2 separate regions of the Mus musculus genome follow, and region 2 is linked to region 1. The links are chromatin loops, found by intact Hi-C in ENCODE. Cell type or tissue: heart. All regions are shown on one strand. Each heading gives the region's core, and the rest is flanking DNA. Links, peaks and the distances in the headings are about the cores only. Region 1 overlaps Asb11 (ankyrin repeat and SOCS box-containing 11). Region 2 overlaps Pir (pirin).

Evidence for each region. A loop is a pair of places that touch in the nucleus more often than their neighbours do. Peaks named below come from ENCODE experiments on the same cell type or tissue, not always from the same donor. Only the 100,000 strongest peaks of a DNase experiment are listed, where the experiment ranks them.
Region 2: it touches region 1 in a loop (3-fold over the local background); 2 of 42 quality-filtered maps call a loop at or near these places.

Annotation. Positions count from the first base shown.
Region 1 is chrX:164,439,556-164,456,055 of GRCm38, reverse strand. Asb11 (ankyrin repeat and SOCS box-containing 11) reads right to left here. Exons shown (of 7, transcript NM_001313737.1): 2 at 10,248-10,327; 3 at 5,494-5,601; 4 at 3,007-3,157; 5 at 1,534-1,668; 6 at 68-259. Among named protein-coding and RNA genes, the nearest start is that of Asb11, 11 kb to the right of the region's middle. In heart, for the core only: a CTCF peak has its summit at 6,624 (motif pointing right); no DNase peak of the experiment used is centred there.
Region 2 is chrX:164,286,032-164,288,531 of GRCm38, reverse strand. All of the region lies in intron 3 of Pir (pirin), which reads right to left. Among named protein-coding and RNA genes, the nearest start is that of Gm22023, 4.2 kb to the right of the region's middle. In heart, for the core only: a CTCF peak has its summit at 1,251 (motif pointing right); no DNase peak of the experiment used is centred there.

The sequences.
Region 1 (16,500 bases), core at 5,528-8,027:
AGGAATAGTCTAGGGGTGAGATGGCTGTGTGCTTAGGGAGGGGAAGCAAACACCCAGCCCTTCTTACCTTCATGGAGCAGGAGAGCCTGCCGCACACTACTTTTGGGCACTGCAAGGTCAAGAGCACTTTTGCCCTGTGCATTTCTGAGGTTCAGGTTAGCCCCATACACAGTGAGCAGATTGATGACCTCCACACTGGACTGCCTCACTGCAGCGTGCAGTGGGGTATCCAGCCACTGACCATGGTCAACACTGGCTCCTTAAATAAAGCACATGGTCATAGTCAACACTGAGTGTGAATGTAAGACACAGTGAGCCATTGGATATAAAGACATCTTAAATGCCCTGGCGTAGTTAAACAATCTTTGAGACCATGTGACTTAAGCCCAGAATGTCAGCAATGCGTGTGAAGACTACTCCAAGACAGTTCAGTGTAAAAAGTGAAGTTAGGTGCACACATACACACACACACACACACACACACACACACACACACACACACACACACATGCATGCATGTACACACACACAATTCTAACATGCAAAACAAAATATTTCAAGTTCCTGTTACATGGTTATTTGGGGGAATTTTTGGCAAAAGATGGGGAGATATTTATTTAGTATTTATCTCATTGGAGGCTCAAAAAGAGATTTCCAAAATCAACATAAAAATTGTAAGTGATAGGAGTAAATAAAAATCTTGGAGGTTAAATTTCTCAACTAAAGTTTCTTCCTATAGCTTACATGTTTACACCAGTAGCAAAGTGTCTTAAATCACAAAGCAAGTGAGAGTTTTGAAGTATTTTCCTTTTCCCTGGAATGGTGGTTTCTGTATATGACACTCTGGAGTGGAAAATGGCTGTCTTAGCAGGAGACAGGTAAGGTGGTCTGCTGCAAATGGCCACCACACCCCATACATAGCTTTCCCTTTGGAGACGCATCTTCTTGTGATTCTCAGTTCACGAACCCTGAGAGATACCTAATGACTGCAGAGAAAACTGAGGTGTAGCCTTCACTCCACCAGTAGCCTGTATTCCCTTTGCCACCATGATCGCTTCAGAGATGCCCACGCATGTGTCTCAAAGAGAGCCAGTATTCCTTGTTGTTCCAAGCACAAGTATTTGTGGCAGCCATATTGCCACCTACAAGGAGAAGCATACTAGCTATATAAGGCCAGCATCTGTGGAAGCAGAACTGAGAGATAAATAGAAATACTTGCTTCTCTAGATGAGTTCTGCTTCTAGCTTTCAAGCATCCAATGCAATCAGGATTGTTTTCTAGCCTGATAAGAACGCTATCTTTAGAGCTATTTACTTTAAAAAAAAATATCCAAGCAGTGGTGGCTCACTTCTTTAAGTCCAGTACTTGGGAAGCAGAGGCAGGTGGATCTCTGTGAGTTCAAGGACAGCCTGGTCTACAGAGAGAGTTTCAGGACAGCCATGACTACATAGAGAAACCCTGTCTAGGATAAATGAAAAACAAAACAAAACAAGCCTAGCAGGCTCATCTCATTAAGAATATTCTAACAATTACCTAGTTCTAGAAGCTTCTTCACACAATCAACTCTCTGGTATGTACAGGCCACATACAGAGGCGTTCCCAGCTGAGGAACCTCTTGCTCAATGTTAACATCCTTTGTCAGCAGAATCTCCATGCACTCTCTGTGACCTGTGGAATAGAAGATAGCCTCCTTCACTCAGGAACATGCTGAATAGGCACAGAATCACAGGATTGCTTTCTAGAATGGGCTTTGAAATTTTTTAAATTACAGAGATCGGGAGGGGGGCATGGAGAGATGGCTCAATGGTAAAAACTCTTGCTCCTACTCTTCCAGAGGGCCTGGGTTCAATTCCAAGCACCACAAGGTGCTAATTCCAATCTCAAGGAATTGATGCCCTCTTCTAGCCTCTAAGGGCATTGCATACAGGTGGCACACAGACACACCCAGGCAAAATACCCATGTGCACAAGATAAATCACAATTTTTTTCAAAAAGAAGCAACAGAGTATTCTCTGAAGAAAATGGGCCAGTCAGTAGATAGCTGACCCATCTCTTCTGTATTAGAAGAAAAACACTTTGTTTTGGAAATCATCAGAAGAAATCTGCAAAAGAAGACCATGAAAATGCTTGCTCCAGGGAAACTTCAGAAGCAGAGAGATAAATGACTAATAAATAACACCCCTGTTATTACTAGTGCTCAAACCAAAGCTCAGTCCTACACCCTGTCCCTTACTAATCTCTTCTTCACCCACACCTGTAAAGGAGAACCTGCAGGTTTACTTGGCTAGACTGGAGGAAACAGATGAGAATGAATCCAAAGCTTCAAGTATAGAATATACTCCCAAATAAACAAATTCACTAGCGATGCAGAACTCCATAAGCAGGCATTCTCTGTGGAGACTTTGCCCAATGACAAGATCAACATGGGCAATTTTAAGTATATCAGTGAATTTTGCATGAAGGAATTCTTCTGAGGTACTGGTAAAAGTTTGACAATAGTTTTAAATGTCTCCTCAAAAGTGTTATCAGTGAGGTTGGAAGGATGGCTCAGGTTAAGAGCACCTGCTGATCTTGTAGAGGTCCCAGGTTCAATTCCCAGCACCCATATGATAGCTCACAACAGCCAGTACCAGGGAGATCTGGTGCTTAGACCGCTGCATGTACATGGTACGTGCATGCACACACACACACACATACTGGCAAAACATACACATGTACACATGACTCACGCATGCTTGCACAAGCTGTTATTACTAATCAACCAGCCTTTTCTTTAGAGAAAACATATTCAGAACCAATTTTACTTCTGGATAATTCTTATCTCTTTAAATATTTTGGCAGAACAGAAACTGAGCCTAGTTCAAGAAGTTTCAATGGTAAGTATACAAGCCCAGATGCCTGTAGGTGAAAACATCTAGACTAACCCTAGACCCTAGATGACCACCGTTTCATGCAAACTGCAATCAGCCCATCGATATTCTGCATGTCCCGGAGTGGCTTACTTACCTCGCTTCACTGCTTCGTGGATCGGTGAAGCCAGGTAGATCTCAAGCTGGGCCTTGGCTCCAAACTCCAACAGCACATTGACACACGCAGCACTGCCACTGCAGCAAGCATTGAAGAGGGGAGTGGCCCCATGAACAGTCTGGGCATTGACCTAATGTTGGGCAAAGCAAAACTCACAGGATTTACTCACTCCTTCTCACCAAGTGCATATTCTTATGTGTGCGCCTGGAGAGACCCCCTCATGCTGGCAAAGGTCTGAGGGCATTCCATTCCTCGATGGAATTTTAAAAGCCCATGACATCGTTGATAGAGAAAGTGAGTCATTCTATGTGAAGTACTTAAAATAGTGCCTTTCCATTTGATTTGCTAGCATTCTCTCTCAGTTCATGTCAGCAAACATTGACTGTGCGCCTTACTAGCTGCCAATGCTGGGATTGGAGGTGGTTGCCCTATGTGTGTGCTTACTGTCTGTGAAGAGTAGAAAAAGGAGTCAGAGCCTCTGCAACTTGAGTTACAGATGGTTGTAAACCACCATGTGGGTGCTAGAAATCAAACCCCAGGTCCTCTGGTAGAGCAGCCAATACTTTTAACTGATCCCTAGCCTCCAGCTGCCAATGGTTTGAAAGCAAAGGTAAGACAACTAATTACCTCTTCTTAAGTAAATTTAAACTTATCAAGGAAGAGAAACACACAGAGAGAGCTACTTTTGATGAAATAAATTCTTCAGATCGCTTTGGCAGAAAAATAAAGGAAAACATAAATCTGAGCAATAGGAAGTGAAAGTTAGTCAGATTTTATGATGAATTAGATAGGGTATCAGCAAACAAAGGAAGAATCTCAGGCTTAGGAGACCAGAAAGAAATTTTATCCAGTCCCTGAAACTGGAACCTAAAATACTAATAAGCCGGTGTAGAAGGAAGGATATGGCACACACATTTCAAATGTACTGGGTCTGGGATATTGATGGGTCAGCTATCTACTGACTGGCCCATTTTCTTCTGTTCCTCCATTGCTCCAATAGAACTGTTAAAGGGTAGGATGGAGCACTTATCAACTATTTATGAAAACCATCAACAACGAGAGACCACTGCTTTATTGTTCTCTTTCTCCCCCGACAAATACTTCATTCTAAAAAGGAGAAACATCTACCATTTCCCACCAACAATCAGCTTGTGACTCCAAGCACAGACTTTGAAAGCAAATGGTTGTCTTATAGCCTCCCCTGCATCATTTATTACCCATGAGCTACTAAAGCAGTACCCTGGAGATACACCACCTAGCAGACGAGTAGCAATGACCATTAAGGCACTGGAATATGTTCAGAAGACTTTCATATTCAGGTCTACACATAGAAACTCAACGTGCATTTAGATGTAAAAAATTATTACTAATACTTAAAGATCTTATGGTTCATAAAATAGAGGATACAAGGACTAGGACATAGAATAGAATTGGTAACAATCTGGGAACTAAATACAATGTCACTGAGATTTTCAGAAGCTGTGATAGTTATAAGCAACTCAAATATTGCCCAAAAAGTTAGGATATACACTAGAAATAAAGTTTGTTATGGTTTGTATGTTTGTCAATTTGGCAGTTTGTCAAGTTAGCATCGTCTAGGATACCTCCAGACATGCCTGTGGAAGAGTTCATTTTTAATTATGTGGATGTGCTCAGGACCACATATGGGTTCAGGTATCCACAGTGGCCAGTAGATGGTGTAACCCCATGGAGCTGGAAGTTACAGGCAGCAATGAGCTGCTCAATGTGAGTACTAGAAATCAAACTCTGGTCCTCTGGAAGAGCATCAAATGCTCTTAATCACTCAACCATCTCTACAGTCCAGGATTATCTTGGTTACCTTATTTGAGGTGAGAAGCCTTGCCCACTGTGGGTGGAACCATTCCCTTGATAGAAGCGCCTAGACTGCCTAAGAGTGGAGAAAGTAATCTGAGCAGTAATGTGCAATGTATTCATCGCTCTCTTCTTCTGCCTTCCGACATACTGTGACCAGCTGCTTCGGACTCCTGACACTATGACTTCCCTGCCAGCCATAATGGAGCTGTGAGCAAAGTAAACACTTTCTCTTCTAGGTTTCTTTTATGAAGGGGTTTTATCACAGCAACAGGCAAGAAGCTAGAACAGTTCATAATGTGTTTTTTTTATTACAAACCCATTTACTTTGACAATGTACAAAATGTTGGTTGAAACAAAATGATGGTTGACTTAGGGAATTGAATTTTTTTTCATTGTTCTGTTGAAATTTTCTATTTGTGTTTTACAACAAAATGCTTTTTAATGAACATACCTGAATATTCACATATTGGTTATATAGACTGAAAAGAGAAGAGTAACCCAAATGATGAAATATAGATATAAATGGTGCCAGACCTTCCCATTGCTCATTGAGTAAACACTCCGGAAGGTAATGTCTCCTTAGTGAATGGGACAGACAAACCTAACTGAGCCAGATAGGGCAGTACTCACATGTGCACCGTTTTCTAGCAAGGCCTTAGCACAGGCCACATGACCCCCAAGGCATGCCTCATGGAGAGAGGAGACCCGGTTTATTGTTACAAGATTGACGTTGATGCCCTGCAGTTTGGAGAAAAGAAAGTTAAATGCTGCATCTGTCCTATCATGGCAAATCAAGCAATGCTGCTCAACAGGTTTCTGTTTTAGACATCTGGCTGGGGGCAGTGATACCAGCACCATAATGACTAGAGTAGAAACCATTACTATGGAATTCTAAACACAGTAGTAGGGACTGGAGAGATGGCACAGCACTTACAAGTGAGCACTGTTCTTGTTGAGAACCCACATTTGGTTCCAAACAGCCAAATCAGGCTGCTCACAACTGTCTATGCCATGAGGAATGTGCTAGGCCATGGGTCTTTGAAGTGTATGGCCTGAGCCTTTGTCTTCTAAAAGTCTACTCTGGAGGAAGAAATATTTTGTTGTTGTTGTTGTTGTTGTTGTTGTTGTTGTTGTTGTTGTTGTCATTGAGCAAGAGAGGGATAATATTCTGCTACAGGAAGCATGTTGAAGCATATTCTAAAGTCTCTTTTAGGGAAAAAATTACCAGATAGTGACACACACGCCTTTAATCCCATCACGGGGAAGCAGAGGCAGGCTTGATATCTGTGAGTTCAAGGCCAGCTTGGTATAAAGAGTGAGTCCCAGAACATCCAGGCCTACAAAGAAAGATCCTGTCTAAAACATACTAAATAAAGGAATAAAGGCAAATGTTTCAGGGTAAAAACTTTGGATTTTTTTAAAGGGTAAATGTTTGATCTGTGTACTTATTATATGTATAGTATCACACATACATACACACACACACACACACACACACAGAGTGGTATAGAAATTTCTGTGGTGGAAGGTGTTAATAAGAAAAGAAAGTTTAAGAACAGCGCTTCAAAAACCTTAGGTATCTCCCAGTTAGGGAGTATCTTCTCCATATGTGATTTCAACTTGCTATTCAGTGATAACAGAAAAGAAAACAGGAAAGGATCGGCAAGGAAAGGAATGGGGGGGGGGGGGAGGGACCTGAAAAGAAAGGAATAGAAAGAATTTTTTTTGAAATAGCCTAGTCCACAAGGTGGCAGCATTGTACTGGAAACATAGCTACAGTTCAAAACTCAGTCTTTAGGTGGAAAAGTGACACTGGGGTTCTCAGCCTTCCTAATGCTGCTACCCTCTAACACAGTTCTTCGTGTTGGGGTAACACCCCACACATAAAATTATCTCGGCTGGTACTTCAGAACTGTAGTTTTGCTGCTGTTATGAATTGTATTGTAAATGTCTGATATGCAGGAAAGCTGATGTGTGACACTGGGAAAGGGTAGTTGCCGCAAAGGGGTCGTGACCCCGCATGTTGCGAACCACTGATAAAGATAGGACTCTCCAAATTGTGCATGAGAAAATGGACATGCAGAAAATGCAAATCATATGTAAGACTTGTGGATACCCAGCTGTCAGAGACTAAGAAGGTCCTAAACTAAAGCATTGCTTGAGTTTATTCAAGGTGGCTAAATATTAGCACATGACCTACATGCAAAACAAGTTTTTGAAGTGTAGAATATATGGGTCAGCAAGATAGCTCAATGTAAAAACACATGCCATACACGTTAAATAAATACATAATGAATAAATAAAATTTTCTTTTAAAGAATAGATTGGCCGGACGAGGTGGCGCACAACTTTAATCCCAGCACTCGGGAGGCAGAGGCAGGCGGATTTCTGAGTTCGAGGCCAGCCTGGTCTACAGAGTGAGTTCCAGGACAGCCAGGGCTATACAGAGAAACCCTGCCTCAAAAAAACCAAAAAAAAAAAAAAAAAAAAAGAATAGATTGTAGGTGACAGGAGAGATGGCTTGGTGGTTAAAACACTTGCTGCTCTTCGCTGCTCTTCTAGGGGAAGAGTTCAGTTCCCAGCACAGCACACACATCAGGTGGTCCACAACTTCAGCTTACAACACACCCTGGATTCCAAGGACACTAAGATACACACACACATTCACATACAAATAATAAAAATAAATCTTAAATAATACTAGACTATTTTTGAGTAGCTGTAATGGGCAAAGAAAAGGAATTGTAGCAAAAAAAAAAGTTAAGGTTTTCTACATATGCCCCTACACACTTAATCACACTACTAAAATAACATGTTCTTAGTGTAGAGGTGATGTCATAAAAGGCATAGCTGGGCTTGCGTTTGTATTACTGTAACTCCAGTACTTGGGCGGTGGACTTGTGGTGGTGGGGGGTTGGTGAGGCAGCAAGAATGAGTTTAAGGACAACCTCTACTACTAATTTGGAGCCCTGTTCAGTCTCAAAGAGCAAAGAAACAAACAAAAAAGTAACAGAATTGGATGAAATTTAAAGTGTTTAAAAATAACTAGGCAAACCAGTCAGTGGTGGTGCATGCCTTCAAACCCAGCACTGATGAGACAGAGGACAACAGATCTCTGTGAGTTCAAGGTCCAGCCTGGTCTACAGACTGAGTTCTAGGACAGCCACGGCTACACAGAGAAACCCTGTCTCAAAAAAACAAAACAAAACAAAAAAAAAAAAACAAACAGGAGCTCTCTGTGGTAGGACATTTGACTAGCTCATGGAAGACCTGAGGTTCCGTAATCAGCATCTAAGAAAACTGTCCTGTGCTGAAGAGATAAGTCAGTGGGAAAGAATTGCCCAGCACATGTGAGGTCCTGGGTTCAGTCAGAAACACAATTAAGGAGAAGTGTCTTCCTATCTCATCTTGTCACCATTTAATGTATTTTCTATTTATTTCCCTTTTATTTTTTTCCTTTATCATTGGTAATGGTTCTGTTTTCCTTTTCTCTCTACTTGCACTTTTAAAATATTTCTGAAGTTCTGGAGCTCAAATGGAGAGCCTTGATGCTGATTTTGACTTTTTAAGAAACGACACATCTCTGAAGCTGGAGATGGATGTGAATTGGTAACATAATTGCCTAGCTTGCATGAAAACCGGGTTTGAGCCTCAGCCCAACGTAAGTCGGGTGTGGTACATGCTTTTAATTCCAGAACCTTCAAAGTGCAAGCAGGAAGATTAGAAGTTCAAAGTCATGTTGTGTTGCATCTAGCAAGCTGGAGACTAGCCTGGGATATGTGAGACCCTGTCTCAAAAATAAGGGGCTGGGGGGATGGCTTGGCAGGTAAGGGCATTTATCGCCAAACCCGATAACCTAAGTTGATCCCTGGTACCCATGTGATAAAGAGAACCACTCCCCCAGAACTATCTGCTAAATGTTCACCATGGCATGCTCTTTCACCCCATACATACACACAGAAATCAATAAATATTTGGAGCAAAAAGGGTATTTAAAAGCCAAAGGCAAAACCAAACAGAAATAACAAATCATTTTAAAAGGGAACCACATGCTCAAACTATCACTATCCCCACTGCTTAAATCCAAAGGAGGAAGAAATGCCTAAATGGCAAGGTGATAGAGAGAACATGGGAAAGAAAGCAGTGACTCATTTCCGCCGCTCACATGCAGAGTCCAAAACAAAGAAAGCACATGCGGGGTATACTCTTATTTATTTCATAACTCTTTACTCAGATATTCATTCAACATGCAGGAGATACAATCACCAATATAAACACAGAATTGTTAGTGGCTAAGACTTCACTAAATCTTCCCCAAGGCCTAAGATTTATTGAGAGCCTAGTCTTGAACTGTGCATTGTTGCAGTGGGGCAGCCTCTTATATGGTACCCAGTGATGCCCAGTTCCTAATCCTGCCTCACTTGGATAATGCTTTGTCCTTTACTGTGAGCAGCACTTACAGACTTTACATCAAATGAATGCAGTATGGTAGGAAGAGAAATGATGTCAGATCAAAGCAGGCTCAAAGAGTTAAAAAGAAAAAAACCAAAATCAAACCATGAGGGTGCTGGAGAGATAGCTCAACAGAGAAGAGCACTGTGTTCTCTTTCAGAGGACCCAGGGTTCAGTTCCCAGCACCCACATGGTAGGTAGCTCACAGCTTTCAGTAGCTCCAGTCCCAGAGGATCCATCGCCCTCTTCTGGCTGCCGAGGGCACTGCATGCACATGGTCCAAGGCCATATATGCAGGCAAAACACCCATACACATAAAATTAAAATAAAGTTGTTGTTTTTTTCTAATGTGACTTCCTTCTTAGGTACCTTCTCTGGAGAAATTCAGCTGCTATCTCATAACACCGCCCTGTGGTGAAACCCAAGTGATCTCGTGTGAAAACCGATCTCCCCTCCCTGCACCATGAGTCATGGTATGACCTAGCTGCCACTCCACTGCCGGGAAGCTGCACCCTGAGCCCTTAGAAACTTCGAGAATCCAATTATTTGTTGTTGACTGAAGTTACCAAGTTTCGAGGTGATTCATAGGACACCAGTCGCCTACAAATGCAATCTCAAGACGGATGTCACTAATGCAAACTGGGAGAGCATGAGATGAGTTAACATAAATTTAGGGATCCCCTTTTTTGTCTTTGGGAGGGAAACTTCCTGCTGGGAAAAGAAGGACCCAGAATGAAAAGGAGGAGAACTAGAAAGAAAACGAAGTAGTTCCTAGAGAAAGCAGAAGCGAGAGGAACACATGGGGGAGAGGGGCGAGGATGGAGATGCGGAAATGGCTGTGCTGGCCCTGAGCACAGCTATGGCCAAAGTTAATACGGAGTGATTCTAGATTAAAGCAACGGCACGGAAGGCAGAGTCTTTAGTTTACTTACTTGCGCAATTAAAGTTTTAAGAGCCAGTAAGCGTCCCTGGGCTGCAGCCTCATGGAGTGGGGATCGATCAGCCCAGCAGTCTGAAAGACAAATAAGCTACCGATCAACATCTGAAGACTTTTTCCTGAAGGTGTTCGTGCTGCCCACCCACTGTGGGCAGCAAACATTAGGCCTTATCAAATACAGGGAACAGAGCACAGTGGCTCCTGGTGCCTTTCCACAGGCAGTTTTAACAAGAAATACTTTTTTTTCTTTTTTTTTTCAAATAAAAAAAAGCCGAAGGCTGGTCCCTGTCAAGTGCAGGACTAAGGGACCAGTTTATTATTTCCAGTAACTCACGTCGTCTCCATTCATACCCCAAAATCCAATGTCTGTGTATTACACAGTAAATCTGAAGAGATATAGAAAAGAGGACTGGAATATGGCTCAGTAGAAGAACATTTAGCCAGCGTGTGCAAAGCCCAGAGAGAGAGAGAAAGAGAAGGTTTTCCTGAATTGCCGAGGTAATTTTCTCTGGTTCTTTTGATAATGCTATCTATGTATTTTAATGTAAAATATCCCTTTTCAGATGGCGTGATCCCCAAAAGCAACCCTAGGAAGCTGTGCACATGGGGCCCATGGAGCCAGACTGCCAGGACTCAAGTCCCACTTGGACTACTCTCTGCTAAGAGCAGTGTGTTGCGGAAGCATTTCAATCTCAATTTTCTTATCTGAAAACCAGAGATATAGTAATCTACTATTTGGCAGGGCTCTCAGAAGACCAACCCAAGTACATCCACACAGTTGGGTGCTCAAGGCCATTTCTGACCAATAAGTAGACATTGCAGAGCAGTTCTCTAAGGGACAGCCTCCAAACTAGTTTAGGAATGTTTGTTTGTTTGTTTGTTTGTTTTCTGTAATTGTTTCTGTCACTAAGTCTAACTAGCTTCAATGGTCATTTAAGAAGTAACCATATATGAAAAATGTCAAAGGATAATCTTTTGTTTTGGAAGTAGACCTGCTCCTGTTTACAAATTCTGTGCATTTTTCAAACCCCAGACCAGAGGAGAGGAGAAAAGAAAATATAATGTATAATATTATGGCCTGTAACATCTTCTAGAAAGGAAGAAAGGAAGGGTAGAAGATGACTCAAAAGAACTTTTTCCAGTCAAATATTGGACAATTTGCACATCAAAGTAAGCAACGACAGTAAGAAGATACATGTCATCAAGACAGGAACTTGTAAATCCTTGCTGATATAAATAATACATCAATATGGACAATATGCTTCTTCCTAAAAGACACTAGCTGAGAAAAATGTGGAAGAAATCACAGGATCAGGCTTAAATTATGGCTGTACTAATTATAAAGGGAAGGTACATGATATTGCACTAGAAAAAAAATGTAGAAACAATCTTGACTCACACAGAAAAACAAGCATTGCTAAAACACATTGGCATAGCATGCCATAAGGTTGAATGCGATGAGCCGCAACATATGTCATCAGAGGAAAGGCAATATAAGAGCACGCGGTCATCCTCTGTGCACTATTCGTGTCCCCAAAGCATAGTCTCTTAGGAACACACATTGAAGCAACTCACATTGAGGGGCATTCTATAAATGAATTGGCCTGGAGCCAGTGGCAAGGGAGATGGAGACTCAAGGGAAGTGTGGGAGGCAAGACATGATATCTGAAAGCTCTTTGACCTTGTGTGGGCCCCCTTTGCTTGAGAAGATATTAATGGAACAGTTAGCTAAACATAAATGGAGGGCTTTGGCAGAGGAATGGGAATTCCTTGTACTGATCTTGTAGCTCTTCGGTTAAAACTAGCTCCAGAAAACAACTTTGAACCAAGAGAAAAATAAATAGATAAAAATTGTTTGCCATCTCATACTCCTGCTGGGAATGTGAAATACTTTTATAATAAAGAAAAAAAAAGCACAAAAGTATTTAATATAGACAAACATATGCTGTGCTTTTTATATACCTCCACTGATTTCTGAGTTGGCTCCAAGCTGGCAAATGTGACAGTTTACTTAAAAGAGAAGTGCTTCCTACTATACCCCTCCCTTCTCCCCCTCTTAGGGTTTCCAGGGAACACCTGAAATTGAGGTGAACTGCTTTTGGAGGACAGGACCTTTGCAAGGCTGACAGACGGTGGGGGGGGACTAGTCAAGTTGAGGAGAAGTACATAGGGTGGATTTGCCTTTCCAGTGGTTCTGAAGGGACACGCAAATTAACACCTTCAAACAAGTTTCCCCAAGAGCAAAAAATTATGCCACGGAGCAAAATGGAGCCAAACGTACTCCCTCCATGCCAGTGAAACAGAATGACAATGTTAATGATGGACATAAGAGGGAGAATGAACTTTTAAGTCAAAGTAACCAGGAAATTTTATTGAAATTTTTTTTGTTGTTGTATATATAGTTTACATCTTGTGGACCTTCCTTGGCAAGCCACCATTAACAATGAAAAGTAAATTCGGAGACTTGACTCATTTATGATTCTTTATACTGTGTCCTTGTTTTCCTTTACTGAATTCTGTAGCATTTCATGCCATGTCTGCGTAGAAATACTAGCTGCAAATCAATTTCATGAAATTCTTAACTTAGAGGACCGAACGCAGCTGGGGAGCAGAATATTTCTAAACCTCTTTACCATCTCTTTGCATATGATCTCTAGTCTCCCTCTCATACATCTCCACCTAAGGCCTTGGCAGATGTGCTTCGGACACGCTGGATGTGAACACAGACACTGGAAGATTTGAAACCAGTCCTTACGCACGCTAGCAGCTCAGCAGCTGGAGCCACGGAAGCAGCAAAATCTTCAGTGTAACTTTGGCATTCTGTTCTTCTAACAAGGAGTTAGTCAACCCCCGAAGCCTGAGGAACTACAGGTGAAATATTTCTATTCGAAAGATCAAAATCTAGAGCACTCCAAAATCTAAAGCTTTCGGAGTGCTGATACACCACCACCATGCATAAAAAATGCCACCCTGCAAAGCTCAGCTTCATTCCCCCCAAATGATTTAATATGTTACATGAAATTTCACAAATGAATTTAGTATTTAAAAGCTAAGGTCCCCTTCCCCAAGCTATCAAATTTTCTGAATTCTGGGAGAGAAAAAAAAATCTGAAATCTAAAACTTCTGGTTCCAAGCATTTTGTGTAAGGAGACTTGACCTGTAGAGGTAACCTGTTCAAACATAAAAACAAGATTTAAGCAGCCACATACTCTTAAAAGAATTAGCTTAGGCTATCAACATGAAATACATTTGTGATTCCTAAAACTTGCCTCCATTTAGGCTCTGATCACTTTCCCTGTAAGAAGCTTTAAGTGCATCCTTTAGCCAAGTCCAGACTTTCTAGTAACTTCCCATTATTTACCAGTCCCACTAGACCCAACAACCCCTAGGCAGTATTTGGATAAACCGCACGAGCCCAGTGTTGAGTGAAAGCAGCCCTAAACAAAGAAGTGTGGGCTGTGCAGGTTCTGTTTCTGTCAAGGAAAGAAGGAAGACACACTCACCTTCAGTGTTAGGAGTCAAAAGCCACCTGAGGAGGGGTGGTAACTGACAGAAACTTGTTGTGGTAGGAGCCATACTGGCAGTAGCCTCTCACACTTGGGTGCTGGCCCTGTTTGTGTTCCCTAAGCCCTCGTGTACTTCTCTGCAGTCAGGTCTTTAAAATGACTCTACTCCGCCTCCTAAACTCGCACCATCTCCCATGCTTCCACAGTCCACGGTCTCTCCCTACTCCCAGCTCTCTCTGGTCCACCAAGCAGCTAGCTGCCCAAGGACAGCATGTTCTTCCCAGGCTTCCCACCTCCTCCTTCCAGGTGTCAGTTTCTCTGATGCTTTGAGGATGAAAAGAAGCAAGGGGAACAGGGCAGATGACTTCCAGTTCCCTGGAAGAGGCAGCCAGCCCCACTCACTGGGCCTTGGGATGTCACGGGATGAGCTAGCATTCAGAGTACTCTACCTACACTTGTTGAAATGAAAATTAGTTTGTTCGATTTTTTTTTTTTAATGGGACAAAGGCTGGGAAACATGAACTGTGGGAAACATGACCAGGCACAATGTCCTCCCAGAAGATGAGCCCTTGCCTTTCTGACAGCACCTTCAAGTTGGAAGTCCCTGGTCATGGAATTTCTTGGGAAGAGGGGCTTTCATTGTCATGAGCTCTTCTGTTAAACACTGCAGATTTTTCCTCTGGGCGTGTGGATCCTGCACCATCAGGCCTGCCCCTCAGCTGCTTGCTTACCCACTGACCGTGACCTACTTCTTCCAGAGTCTCCTTATCAACACAGCATCCTTGGCTGCCTGGCAACTTTCACCCATAATTCTGAGGTCACCTGGGATAAGCCTGTGGTGCCATCTGCCACTGCCCCAAGAAAGAGGGAAGGGTGATAGATAGCCTTGGGTTCCTTCCTCACTTCGTCTCTCCTCTGCTGCTCCTTCTTCAAGCCCAAGTTACAGAGCACAGCAGGACAATTTACTCAGGCAACTGCCTGAGCATTCTTACCTATTTCAGGCACCACTTGTCTGCCCCTTGCCGAAAGCCTCACAGCCTCCATGAGAGATGGGGAGAGTGTTGTTTTATACATAAGAACACCCCGAAAGGAATGACCACTTTGCTCCAAATAAAAAGTGCTTGTGGCTAGTTAAGCGCTAGAAATAAAACCATAAAAACCAGGCTTAGGGACTTCAGAAAATATCCTTGCTCTGTTTTCGAGAACTATTGGTTTCTAAATTCTGCCTATCCTTGTGCTACATTCACTTGTATTGGGACACTTTGGCATCAGGTTATCCCTGCTAAATGCTGGGGAAATAGGAAACAAAGTTGGAAAAGTGCTGGCCCAGCAAGCAGGAAGCCCTGGGTTTGCTCTCTGGCGCTGTATAAACCAGGGGAGGTGGAGCATGCTGGATTCCAGAGAGGAGACCTAAGGATCAGAAGTTCAAGGTCATCTTTGACTACATAGAGCCTGAAGATAGCCTCACTCTGAGACTGTCGTCTGTCATCTAGCACTCAGGAGGCAGGGATCTGTGAGTTTGAGACTGACCTAGTCTACAGAGTAAGTTCTAGACCAGTCCAAATGGCATAGTGAAACCTTGTTTTTAAAACTGTGTGATAACTCTGTTGTATTTCCAACTGGGAAAAAAATCACTTTCCTAGAAGTAACCTTTCCTGTTCTTCTGCTGATGACTGTCTCCTACATGGACCCGAGGGTTTTCACACAACCATGTCGCTGAATCTGCCACAGGGAAGGTCCCCTGCTTTTTATTCCTGTTCCCAACACAGTATCTCATTGCCCTTCTCAGTATGCAAATTGGAGCAAATTGTAAGAAATTAAGGATTAAAGGTTTTGGCAGATTCGGGACTTTTCCATTGCTTTCAGTAAATATGTAACCAATCTTTCCAAGTGCATGAATACTTAAATAGGACTCAGTCCCTTCTAGGACGCTCTATTTTTACTTCCTTGGCACCCTGCCTGGGTCACAGGGCTGCAAATATATTCTGAAGCTAGTTTACAAACATGCTCACTCCTGATGAGGTGTGTGGAAAATGTTCAAGTACTTTCCCCCTTCTTTCAAACTGTGATTTGTATCTCTGGTTCTCAGATTCTTTGAATAAATTTCATGACAATCTCTCCACCCCCCACCCCCAATTATTTATTTAATAATGAAATCCATTCAGACAGAATATGTTACAAGAATTCAAAATAAGAGCCAATGAGAGCCTTTTACATTTTTCAAGGATGTTACCTTATCAGATTTCAGTGAGAATGAGATGATCCTAGAAGACTGCCTGTTAACAGCCTCTGGTCCCCAGAGTTTGCAATCTGTGTTCCAGATTGGAAATCACAGAAAGCAACATCTATGGCATTTATCAAAGAGAGCAAAAGTCATGAACCTCATTGCTGAATCAAAATAGTGGTAAGAACTTAGAATTAATGAGATTTTAAGACAGAGGAGTTCACTGGGAAGAAAACCTATGGCAATAAAAATTCTGAGATATCCAAAATGTTATAAAATAATGAAGCTAAATGACTATTCACCAGGGCACGCAGTTCTGATCAGACGATGAAGTGCAGTCAATGACCTGTGTTAAGACTCCTTTGAGCCCATTAGAGGTAGAAGGGCTGAGCTACAGGTGACTTGTGGAGGCAGAACCTCTGCCAGGAACTCGTTGTCCTTGCTTGGCACCTGAGATATTAACGACTCAGAGGACAGTTAGGCCAAGGTTTCATGAAGTAAAGAGGGAAATAAATAAG
Region 2 (2,500 bases), core at 1-2,500, 160 kb after region 1:
TTCTGACTCGCCGTGTAACTCCCAGCTACCTTCTTAACTGCTATGACCTACCTCCAATAAAAAGATGTGGTGACGGACCTCACTTCTATTGTCAAGTATATGACTTACCAACGTCTATGACTACTCACATTTCAAGCACACAATAGTATTCTATGCCCATACAGTGGAAAAGTCAGTAGCTACAACTTGTAGCTTAAGAGAGCCCCCTGCCAATTCAAAGGATGTGTGTCATGCTTCTAGTTCTCAACCTGGAGATCTTGCCCCTTTTGGGGTCAAATTACCCTTTCGCAAGAGTGACATAAGAGTCACAGATCAGATATCCTGTATATCAGATATTTACATTAGGATTTATAACAATAGCAAAATTACAGTTATGAAGTAGTAACCTAAATAATTTTATGGCTGTGGGTTGCCACAACATGAGGAACTATATAAAGGGTTGCAGCATTACAAAGGATGAGAACCACTGGACTACAGTCAGGCCTAACTAAACTAGATGCAGGCTTCGCTAATAGGTACATTGGTAAATAAGTATGTCTTTTTGGCACAAGAGCGGTGCCTGTGCTTAAGGACCTAGTGTCATGAGACAAGGTGTTATCTGGTGAGGAAGGGGCCAGCTCTGTTGTGAACAAGAGGGGAGTTATCCCACCTGGTTCTGACTATAGTTGAAAGCTATCATGGGAGGTACCTAAAAATGAAGTGTCTGAATTTCCTTTTTATACATACTATCCTCAGCAGGTTTGAGGTTCACCCTCTTGGAGTGAAACATGTGTTCTTGGCTGTTGAGCTGTCTCTCCAGCCAGAAATTGTGTTTTAATAAGTTCTCATTATTACATCTCCCCATCTCCATATTTTCTACCTTAACATTCTAGGAAAATAGTCTGTAACTCGTAAATTATTTATTACTATAATACAGTATGTATGAGGTGGACAGAAAAATTCATTGAGAAATTTATCTGTTTCCTATGTGCCCTATGTTTGGTGTCATAGACCAGGTTTTATTTCTAAAGCTGTTCTGGGCATCATTGGATCAGATGGACCAAAATGATCTCCTTTATGGTTTCAGGAAGCAACATAAATAAGCTTAACTCTTTAGATACTACTAACTTGATCCATTCCCTCACAATACTGGAAGGTTGGAGAAACAAGAACATTACTTTGCACTTTCAGGTAGGAAAATTTGGGTCTCTGGGCCCAGACAGCATCAATTCCTGCAGTAAGTTTAACAGCAGCTCTGACTGCTACCCACCAGATGGCAGTAGTGCTCAGAGACTTGACCAAAAGTTACTAGACATTTTGGAAGGACCCAGGCGACAAAGTTACCTTCAACGGAGAACCACTGAAATAGAGAATACTCTACCAAAAGCTAAGCTTCTGGGCTTAAGATGATTCTACTTTAGGCACAATTGTGTCAACCTGGGGGTTTCTGGATGTAGCCGTTCCCATGAGTTCACAACTAGAGACCAATCTGGCTTGGCTTCCATGCCTTCCCTAGTAAAGACTCAAGCTTTAGATTAGATTCCATCACATGCCTAAGGCCTCATTCCACCCTTACATATACAGTTTCTAAATCTGGTTGGAGTACTTGCTGTTTCTACTATATACTTTCTACCTTTACCCCCACTATTTATAGAATCAATTTTATTCTTAAGGCTCTACTAAATCATCAAGTTTTTGTTTGTTTGGTTTGATTTTTGTAGCTTGAGGACAACTTATTATAATCTACAAGAAAGATACCCCAGGGCAAGCAAGCTATAAATCATGGCAGCTGCCCCAAGGAGAAGAAAAGGGAAGAGGAGGAAAAGTAAAATCAAATAAAAAGCCATGCTCCTTGAGTTAAGCCAGCATAGAGGTTAGCCAGTAGGCAGCCACATGGTGAAGAGGGGGGTGGCTTTAGAGGAAGAATACGGCAGTCTAAAGGGTTAGGAAATGCATGCTTAGGAAAGAAATACAATGAAGCAAAGGGAAGGTACACTTTCCTGAGTAATTCAGAAAAGAGGGCAGGCTTACAAAGCAAAGTAGCTAGCTATGCTCTGTAAGAGACTCCATTAGGAGCTGAAACACTGGGAGGAAAAAAACTACAGCATCTCATTAAACAGATAATTATCCCACCGCTCTAATATGGCTAAAGATGGACTGGCCTTCCTAAGGGCAGTGCTGCATTTCAGAGAAGTAGGTCCATAGCCAGTTCATTGACTTTGCTCAGATGGGACCTGACTAGTTAGCTCTCCACTTAAGAAAAAGGTTTTCTTTTCTCTTCTTTTCTTTTCTTTTCTTTTCTTTTCTTTTCCTTTCTGTAGAACATGATTTTAATATTTTCAACTGTTAATATTCAACAAACAGATTAATTATTTTAAGACATCTTGGCCATATATTTTTTTCTATTTTTTAACTGCTTATACCCCAACATTGTTCCCTCTGAAGTGGTAATTCTAACGTCATTTAGGAGCCGGACTGAAATCGGGGTACAGATGTAAGTCATTTTCCCCATGAAAATCTG